2 separate regions of the Homo sapiens genome follow, and region 1 is linked to region 2. A link is a contact called in ENCODE Hi-C or POLR2A ChIA-PET data. All regions are on one chromosome and are shown on one strand. Each heading gives the region's core, a stretch centred on a gene start or an enhancer-like site at or near the end of the contact. The rest is flanking DNA. Distances are from core to core; before and after follow the strand shown. Region 1 has its middle 34 kb from the start of PPP1CC. Region 2 holds the start of HVCN1 (hydrogen voltage gated channel 1).

Region 1 (4,282 bases), core at 117-2,616, 88 kb after region 2:
AGAATTCAAGGCCGGGCACGGTGGCTCACGCCTGTAATCCCAGCACTGTGGGAGGCCAAGGCGGATGGATCCCTTGAGGCCGGGAGTTCGAGACCAGCCTGGCTAACATGGTGAAACCCCCTCTCAACTAAAAATACAAAAATTAGCCAGGTGTGATGGTGGGCGCCTGTAGTCCCAGCTACTTGGGAGGTTGAGGCGGGAGAATCGCTTGAATCTGGGAGGCAGAGGTTGCAGGGAGCCAAGATCTCGCCACTGCACTCCAGCCTGGGCAACAGAGTGTGTTTAAAAAAAAAAAAAAAGAATTCAAACCACATATGGACTTTTAATTTTTCCAGTAGCCTCATTAAAAAAGCTGAAGTTAATTTAAATGATATATTTAATTTAACCTGATATATTTTAAAAATGACCATTTTAACACGTAATCAATATAAAGAAAGCATTCTGGTCGGGCACAGTGGCTCATGCCTGTAATCCTGGCACTTTGGGAGGCCGAGTCGGGTGGATCACCTGAGGTCAGGAGTTCAAGACCAGCCTGGCCAACATGGTGAAACCCCGTCTCTACTAAAAATACAAAAATTAGCCGGGCACGGTGGTAGGCACCTGTAATCCCAACTACTTGAGAGGCTGAGGCAGTAGAATAGCTTGAATCTGGGAGGTGGAGGTTATAGTGAGCCAAGATCATGCCATTGTACTCCAGCCTGGGTGACAAGACAGTCCATCTCAAAAAAAAAAAGAGAGAGAGAAAAAAAAGAAAGTATTTCAAGGCTAGGTGCAGTGGCTCATGCCTGTAATCCTAGCACTTTGGGAGGCCAAAGTGAGAGGATTGCTTGAAGCCAGGAATTTGAGACCAGTCTGGGCAACATAGTGAAACCCTGTTTCGAAAGAAAGAAAAGAAAGAAAGAAAGAAAGAAAGGAAGGAAGGAAGTAAAGAAAATTAGCTAGAAGTGATTACACATACACAAGTCCCAGCTACTTGTGAGGCCATTACAGCTTGGGTGACAGAGTGAAACCCTGACTCATAGAAATAAGAAAAAAAAGAAAGAAGGAAGGAAAGAAAATGAATGAAAGAAAGAAAGAAAGAAAAGAAATTAATTTAGCACCATAGGAAAGGTTTTTTTTAAAAAAGCATGAGCTATGTTATCCTCTTTTTTTTTTTTTGTATAAGGCTACAAAATCTGGTATTTTGCACTTATATCCCATCTCAGTTCGGACAAGCCACATTTCAAGGGCCCAAAACCCCATTTGGTGAGTGGCAGCCATATTGGATAGAGACAGCCCACCTTCTCTGGTTTTGTCTCTGCAGATAGCCAAGGAAACCTAATTATGCATCCAACTCTCTGGCCCATTGGCTGAGTCACCTGCCGGGAAGCTTTCAGAATATTTATAGGTAACTGATCTACAGAAAACAGAAAGTGATACCATCTCCAGCCCCCACAACCTTTCTTCAGTCTCAAGTTTGCCGTCTCAGCTACTGTTTTCTAGAGGCCCAGTGGGAAGAGTATGCAAAGTGGCAGTAAAGTACATATGTAAACGTGTAGGCAAAAGGCTGAGAGGATTCTTACCAAACTACTCACAGTGGAAAATAAGAGTAATGTCCAAGCAGAGTTTAGTTTTGTCAGTCATGCCCTAATTTTGTTTTTGTTTTTTAGAATGTATTCATTCACATATTACTTGTGTAAGTGAAAGTCAATTGATATATATATAGAGATAATAGTAAAGAAAAGTAACCATGATTTGCGGTAAATCCCCAAGAAGTTTAATGGAAAGCAGTGAGTGCAGAGATTACAAGGTGGACTCTGGGGCCGGCTGCCTGCCTTTGCATCCTAGCCCTGCTGTCTACTAGCTGTGTGACCTTGGGCAAGGTTCTCTTGCTTTCTGGGCCTCAGTTTCCTCATCTATAAACTAAGGATAATGATGGGACCTATGTTACAAGGTTGTCACAATGATTTGATGAGCAGGTGTAAGGTGTTAAGATGGGATCTGGAACACAGAGTCTCAGCTGTAATAACTAAAATAATTAGTATTATCACTGTTTTTGGTGGAAGAGTAAGTAGCAAGAAACTCTCTTGGTGAAAATACAAGAGCTGCGGTGGCTCACGTCTGTAATCCCAGCACTTTGGGAGGTCGAGGCGGGCAGATCACTTGAGGTCAAGAGTTTGAGACCAGCCTGGCCAACATGATGAAACCCTATCTCTACTAAATATAGAAAAAATTTGCCAGGCGCGGTGGCGCACCCCTCTAGTCGTAGCTACTCAGGAGGCTGAGGCAGGAGAATCGCTTGAACCTGGGAGGCGGAGGTTGCAGTGAGCTGAGATCACGCCACTGCATTCTAGCCTGGGCGACAGAGCGAGACTCCATCTCAAGAAGAAAAAAAAAGGAAATAATATGCTGGAGTGAGAGCTGCAAGACCAGCTGCTAAGCCTGGATCTGCCATTACCTAATTTGTGTAAACTTGGGCCTCAGTTTTGTACTAATTCTAACAACAACATACATTTTCTAGTCCTTACTATCATTTCGGAACTCTACATGTCTCGTTTCATCAGATCTTCACAACACCCCTCTGAGAGAGAGATACTGTTGTTGTTGTTGTTATTATTACTATCTTGAGACGGAGTCTCGTTCTGTCGCCCAGGCTGGAGTGCAATGGCACGATCTCGGCTCACTACAACCTCTGCCTCCCGGCTTCAAGTGATTCTCCTGCCTCAGACTGCCGAGTAGCTGGGATTACAGGTGCCCGCCACCACACCCAGCTAATTTTTGTATTTTTAGTAGAGACGGGGTTTCACCATGTTGGTCATGCTGGTCTCGAACTCCTGACCTCAGGTGATCCCCTGCTTCAGCCTCCCAAAGTGCTAGGATTACAGGTGTGAGCCACCACGCCTGGTCGAGATACTGTTATTATTACCATTCTATAGATAAGGAAACCGAGGCTCAGAGAGCTGACACGGCTTGCCCAAGTCGGCAGCTTCTAAGTCCCAGGAAAGGGATTTGAACTCAGTGTTGTCTAGCCGACATGAGAGGCTGAGGCAATGCTCTCTGCACCATGCAGCCCCATGTGTGAGGTCTTTTCCAGCTTTGCTTTGTCTGTGATGCTGGCAGTTGAGTTGCATGATAAGAGCTAGGAGTTTGGGGTTGGAGTACAGGTTCTTTTGAGCTTTTGGACCCTAGAGTTCTTTCATCTGTATAATGGGGCCAAGAACAATGCAGTGCCCTGAATTTGAGTTTTGTATTTGCTTTTGTTTTTGTTTTTTTGAGACAGGGTCTTGCTGCATCGCCCAGGCTTGAGTGTAGTGGTGTGATCTCGGCTTACTGTAACCTCCACCTCCTGGGTTCAAGCAATTCTCCCACCTCAGCCTCCTGAGTAGTTGGGATTACAGGTGCCCACCACCATGCCAGGATAATTTTTGTATTTTTAGTAGAGAAGGGATTTCATCATGTTGGTCAGGCTGGTCTCGAACTCCTGGTCTCAAGCAATCCACCCACCTTGGCCTCCCAAAGTGCTGGGATTACAGGTGTGAGCCACCATGATTGGCGCTGAATTTGAGGGTTTTCTTTCCAGCTCTCTCCAGGGCTTTCTTTAGACTTTCTTCCTCATTTTGTCTCATCTTTCCAAACACCTCACTCACAAGATCACTTGAAGATCACAGGAAGCCAGTGGAAGGTATCTGAGATGATTAAACAGCACCAGGTTTTTTAGCTATGTTATGTAAGAAGAGGAAAAGAGGGAAGTTGCAGGGGAAGAAATTTGAATCAGATTACATTAAAGGATACAAGTGGGGCTTTCAGACAATGGTGACTTTTGCACAGGGTCTCATGAGGCAACACACGGGGGCACACACCTGCGTGTCTTCATGTAGATATGCTGTGTGAGACACCCCCGCAGCGGATGTTCTGGGGGAAAACAAGGAAGCTGTTAAATGATCCAGCTGTTCTGTCTGAATACGTTGCACATCTGGTGGCCTGGAAATCTCCAGGTGACTTTTCACTTTATATTCACTGTCTTGCTGCCTGGCCCCAATCTTGAGACTCTAGAGGAGGGGAAAAGGGAGGGAAAAAAGAGAAATGGGGGTGGATTGGAGGCAAGGGGTCAGGGGAGGGAAAAGAGCAGAGAGAGAGAGAGACAGAGAGAAATGGAGAAAGGGAGAGGAAAATCAAGAGAAACTGACATGGAGGGATAGGGAAACACAGAGACAGAAAGATAAACTTCACAGAGAGAGAGACAGACAGAAAAAGAAAGCTAGATGATATAGAGTCACATAGAGAAAGTCGGTCATATACAACA
Region 2 (4,311 bases), core at 130-2,629:
GAGGAGCGGGGTGGTGGATGACAGCTCCCAGGGCCCAAGCCCCAATGACTAGCAAAGGATCAAGTCTGGGGACAAGAACACTCTGGCTTTCTCCTTCTTGCTAAACCTGTGTCGGGGAGGGCAGGGGCCACAGAGCAGCTCTGGACCTTGTGCAAGCCTCAGCCCAGAGATTTTCAAAACCCTGCCCTTATCAGCCTTTCCCTCTGGGGAGTCAGCCAGAGAAGTTGCCACCCCCTCACCTTGGTCTTACTCAAGCAGCTCCTAGTTGCTGGTGGGGCTGTCCGGAAATCCTGCAGATCTCAGATAGCCCTGAACAACCTGAAGTTAAAGGTGCCCAGGACAGAGAAGTACTCTCAGAGGGGCAGGACGGAGGGTGGAGGAAGCACTGGAACCATGAACTTTTGGTAGTAACCTGGTGCCAGGGGCTAAGCCTGTACACCAAGCATCTTATATCATCTTCTCAGCAATCCTGCGAGGTAGGTACATGCTTAACCTCATGGGACAGATGCGGAAACTGAGGCAGAGACAGGCCAAGTCACGAAGCTGAGCCTGCAAGATCCCCCACACCCAGCACTGGTAAAAGTGGTGGGGGCAATGTTGGAGGGAGTTCCACTGAGGAACTGCTCTCCCCTCTCTGTCTTGGCGTTTACCCTGGCCCCAATCACTCTTGTTCCTCAGCATCTCTGTCTCCAACAGGTGGGTGCTTTTAAAGTGTTTCTAGGGAAGAGTTTGCTTCCCCGGGGCTCCTCCTTCAGGGATGGCTGGGCCTGCTCATTGCAGCCTTCTCCCGGGACATCCAGCACTGCCTCTGCCCCTGCTTCTCTCCTACAATCTCCCGGGAGGGCAGCGGGGCAGGGACGATGCATCCGAGGACTTAGGGGACACAGACCTGGTTGTGAGTTCTGGCTCTGCCTCCTTTGGCTGTGTGACCCAAGGCAAGGGGCTTGGCCTCTCTGCGTCTTGGTTTCTTCACCTGTTAAGAGGGAGACGACGATGGTCACCTGTGGCTGCTGCGCGGAGTGTGAAGAACTGAAGGCACCTGGCCCAGGGCGGCGCGCACCACCAACTCTCCGGGATCGGGGGGTCACTAGGGCCAGCGTCTCCCGCGTTCCCCTCCCCTGGACTCCAGTCCCTGCCGAGGGGAAGCACTGCCCGCCCGCGCCGGGACACGCCAGAGCCGAGGGCAACCGAGGGCTGGGGTCCTGCTGGGGCTCCACGGCGAGGCCTGGACAGCGGAGATGCGGGGGGGGGTCCCCTCTTCTCGGAAGGATCGGGCACTGGGGGTCTTGTAGAAAGGGCTGCACGCCAAACGGGGTACGCCCCCCGCCCGGCCCGAGCACTTACCCGGCGCCCCACCCGCCCGCGGTCACCGCTGCGACTGGGAGCCTCAGAGCAGGTCCGGCCCAGCCCGTCCCGCCCCGTACCGTACCAGGCCCCGCCCCCGCCCGGGCCGCCCCCGCCCCCGTCCCCGCCCCCACAGCCCGCAGACCCCCAACGGTCGGCGGGCTTCTAGGCCTCGGCCCGGGTCTTAGTCCCCTTGTCCCTGCCTGTGGTCAGTCCACCCGTTCGTCCCTACCTCCCTCACCCCGGCTGCCTCCCGCCCCGCAGGGTGGGCCTGTCCTGGGCCTCCCGCAGTTACAAAGGTCCCGCCCGTGGGAGCGAATCGCGGATCACAAAAATCCTGCCCCGGGCCAGCCTAAGGGAAGGGTGGGCGGGGGAACCACTTCCTTCCTCCGCCGGCTGGAGCGGGGCGAATCCACCCCGCCAACCCCTTTCGGGGAGCTTCTGCTCCATCCCACCGTCTCCGGGCCACCCCTGCCTCTGGGTCTCCTGATTCCTTGGCCTCGTCCCCTGCACAGTTTCTGCCATGCAGGGGTGGAGGGTGGGCAGCACGCTCTGACGAATGAGCAACCTCTCAGCCCTCAGAACTTCCCTTGGTCGAGGGCTCTGAGGCTGCTCATGGGATGGTACTGGCAAGAGGGAGCCTTACCGCGTGCAGCCCCTGCCTGTCCTGGGCCGCCTTGCTCCGGGCCAACTCGTACGGCCCCGCAGGCGCAGGCCCAGCTCTGAAGTCCCTCCCCTGTGGGCCCTCCCAGCACCCTGTTCACACAGTCGAATCAGTTCTGTTAGCTTCTGTCTTCCCCCAGAGACCATTTGTCCCAAACATCCTGCAAAGCCGTCTTCTGCACACCTCTCCCTTCCGGTTGAGTCGGGGCTGTGGGGAGAGGCTCACCTCCTTGGGGTTGTGTTAGTTTCCTCATGCCGCTGTTAACAGATCACCACAAACCTAGTGGCTTAACACAAATGTGTTATCTTACAGCCCTGGAGGCCAGAAGTCTCAGATGGGTCCTACAGGGCCAGAATCAAGGTGTGGGTGGGGCTGTGCCTTCTGGAGGCGCCAGGGTAGTGTGTTCCTTGCTTTTCCCGGCTGGAGAGGTGCCTGTGATCCTTGGCTGTCTCAATCCGACCTCTGCCTCCATGGTCACAGCGTCTTCTCCCTTCTAAGGAGCCCTGTGATTATATGGGATCCACCTGGATAATCCAGGCTAATCTCTCCAGCTCAGGATCCTTCACATAGCCACATGTGCAAAGTCCCCTTTGCCACTTAAGGCAACATACAGGTTTGGAGGGGTTAGGATGTGGATATCTTGGTAGGGGGGTGCATTCTTCTGCCTCCCATAGGGGTATTGTCTGCTTCAACTGACTCGGCTTTCCCCAATTCTGCTGGGCAGCTGGCTTTCTTTTCTTTTTTCTTTTTTTTGGAACGGAGTCTCACTGTCGTCCAGCCTGGAGTGCAGTGGTGCGATCTTGGCTTACTGCAACCTCCGCCTCCTGGGTTCAAGCAATTCTCCTGCCTCAAGCCTCCCGAGTAGCTATGATTACAGGCCAGCATCACCATGCCTGACTAATTTTTGTATTTTTAGTAGAGACGGGGTTTTACCATGTGGGTCAGACTGGTCTCGAACTCCTGACCTCAAGTGATCTGCCTGCCTTGGCCTCCGAAGGTGCTGGGATTACAGGTGTGAGCCACTCCACCCGGCAACAGTCTCACTCTGTGGCCCAGGCTGGGGTGCAATGGCATGATCTTGGCTCAGTGCAACCTCTGCCTCCTGAGTTCAAGCAATTCTCCTGCCTCAGCTTCCTGAGTAGCTGGGATTACAGGTGCCTGCCACCACGCCTGGCTAATTTTTGTTTTTTTAGTAGAGACAGGGTTTCTCCATGCTGGTCAGGCTGGTCTCGAACTTCTGACCTCAAGTGATCCGCCTGCCTCGGCCTCCCAAAGTGCTGGGATTACAGGCGTGAAACACCATGCCTGGACTGCAGCAGGCTTTCTTTTTTCTTTTTGAGGTGGAGTCGCGCTCTGTCACCCAGGCTGGAGTGCAGTGGCGCGACCTCGGCTCACTGCAAGCTCCGCCTCCCAGGTTCATGCCATTCTCCTGCCCCAGCCTCCTGAGTAGCTGGGACTACAGGCGCCCGCCACCACGCTCGGTTAAATGTTTTGTATTTTTAGTAGAGACGGGGTTTCACCGTGTTAACCAGGATGGTCTCGATCTCCTGACCTCGTGCTCCGTCCTCCTCGGCCTCCCAAAGTGCTGGGATTACAGGCGTGAGCCACCGCGTCTGGCCAGAAGGCTTTCTTAAAAACATTTTGGTCAGATCTCCTGACTTCTCAGTCATGTATTATTACAACAGCCCCATGCCAGTTTCTAAGGCATAGTCTGGTCCATTTTCAACTTCAACTTCCTTATATTTTATTAAAAATTCTCCTCCTCCCCCAGGGCCAGCTAGACAGAGTGGAGAGGATGTGGGGACTGCTCCCAACAGCCCCTCCTCTGTGTTCACTCCCCTCTGGTTGAGGAAGGGAAAAGGGAACAAGTACCCCGTCCCCTAGTTGCACACCTGGAAGTTGCAGCCCTCTGTCTTAACATCTGGTCTTGCCTGTAGTTAGACCCTTAGTGCAGACAGGTGGTGACCTCAACAGACCCTGCTAAGGCAAGGCAAGGCTCAAACCCTGGCCTGGCTTGATCCCCTGGCTACCTTCCCCCATCCCTTCCCCTACAGAGGCATCGCTCAGTCTTCTCCCTGGGTACTTGCCTCTGCTCCACGGTGCAGTGGTCCAGTCTGCAGCCCCCAACCTTACTGATGGCCTGGAACCTGGGGCCACCAGCAGGGACCTATGTCCATACTTTTTGGGAACCAGGATCCCAAAGGAACACTTCAGCAAGTCTGGAGAATTTGGTGATATTCTCAGCATTGTCGTGTTTACTGAAATACTGCTACTGCTCAGGCATTTCAGTGGACAGGAAAAGA

Evidence for each region. A loop is a pair of places that touch in the nucleus more often than their neighbours do. ChIA-PET counts read pairs that join two places held with the same protein, here RNA polymerase II (POLR2A). Pooled maps may share reads with other maps.
Region 1: a map with no recorded cell type shows a loop between it and region 2 (6-fold over the local background). The contact joins the enhancer-like site here to the promoter of HVCN1 in region 2. A Hi-C loop is called at or near these places in 6 of 37 single-sample maps with no recorded cell type and 8 of 50 pooled maps. POLR2A ChIA-PET finds 5 or more read pairs at or near these places in 2 of 52 experiments (Panc1 and activated CD8-positive, alpha-beta memory T cell).

Annotation. Positions count from the first base shown.
Region 1 is chr12:110,775,250-110,779,531 of GRCh38, forward strand. No RefSeq gene overlaps it. Among named protein-coding and RNA genes, the nearest start is that of PPP1CC, 34 kb to the left of the region's middle. RefSeq lists an enhancer at 1,209-1,548. Within about 2 kb of position 1,367, at least 2 of the 41 ENCODE cell types and tissues checked have a DNase peak (open chromatin) inside an H3K27ac peak, as active enhancers do.
Region 2 is chr12:110,687,736-110,692,046 of GRCh38, forward strand. It overlaps HVCN1 (hydrogen voltage gated channel 1), which reads right to left and starts at 1,380. Exons shown (of 8, transcript NM_032369.4): 1 at 1,345-1,380; 2 at 890-973. RefSeq lists enhancers at 1-278, 841-890, 2,141-2,190, 2,311-2,420, 2,951-3,100 and silencers at 1,071-1,570, 1,631-1,700.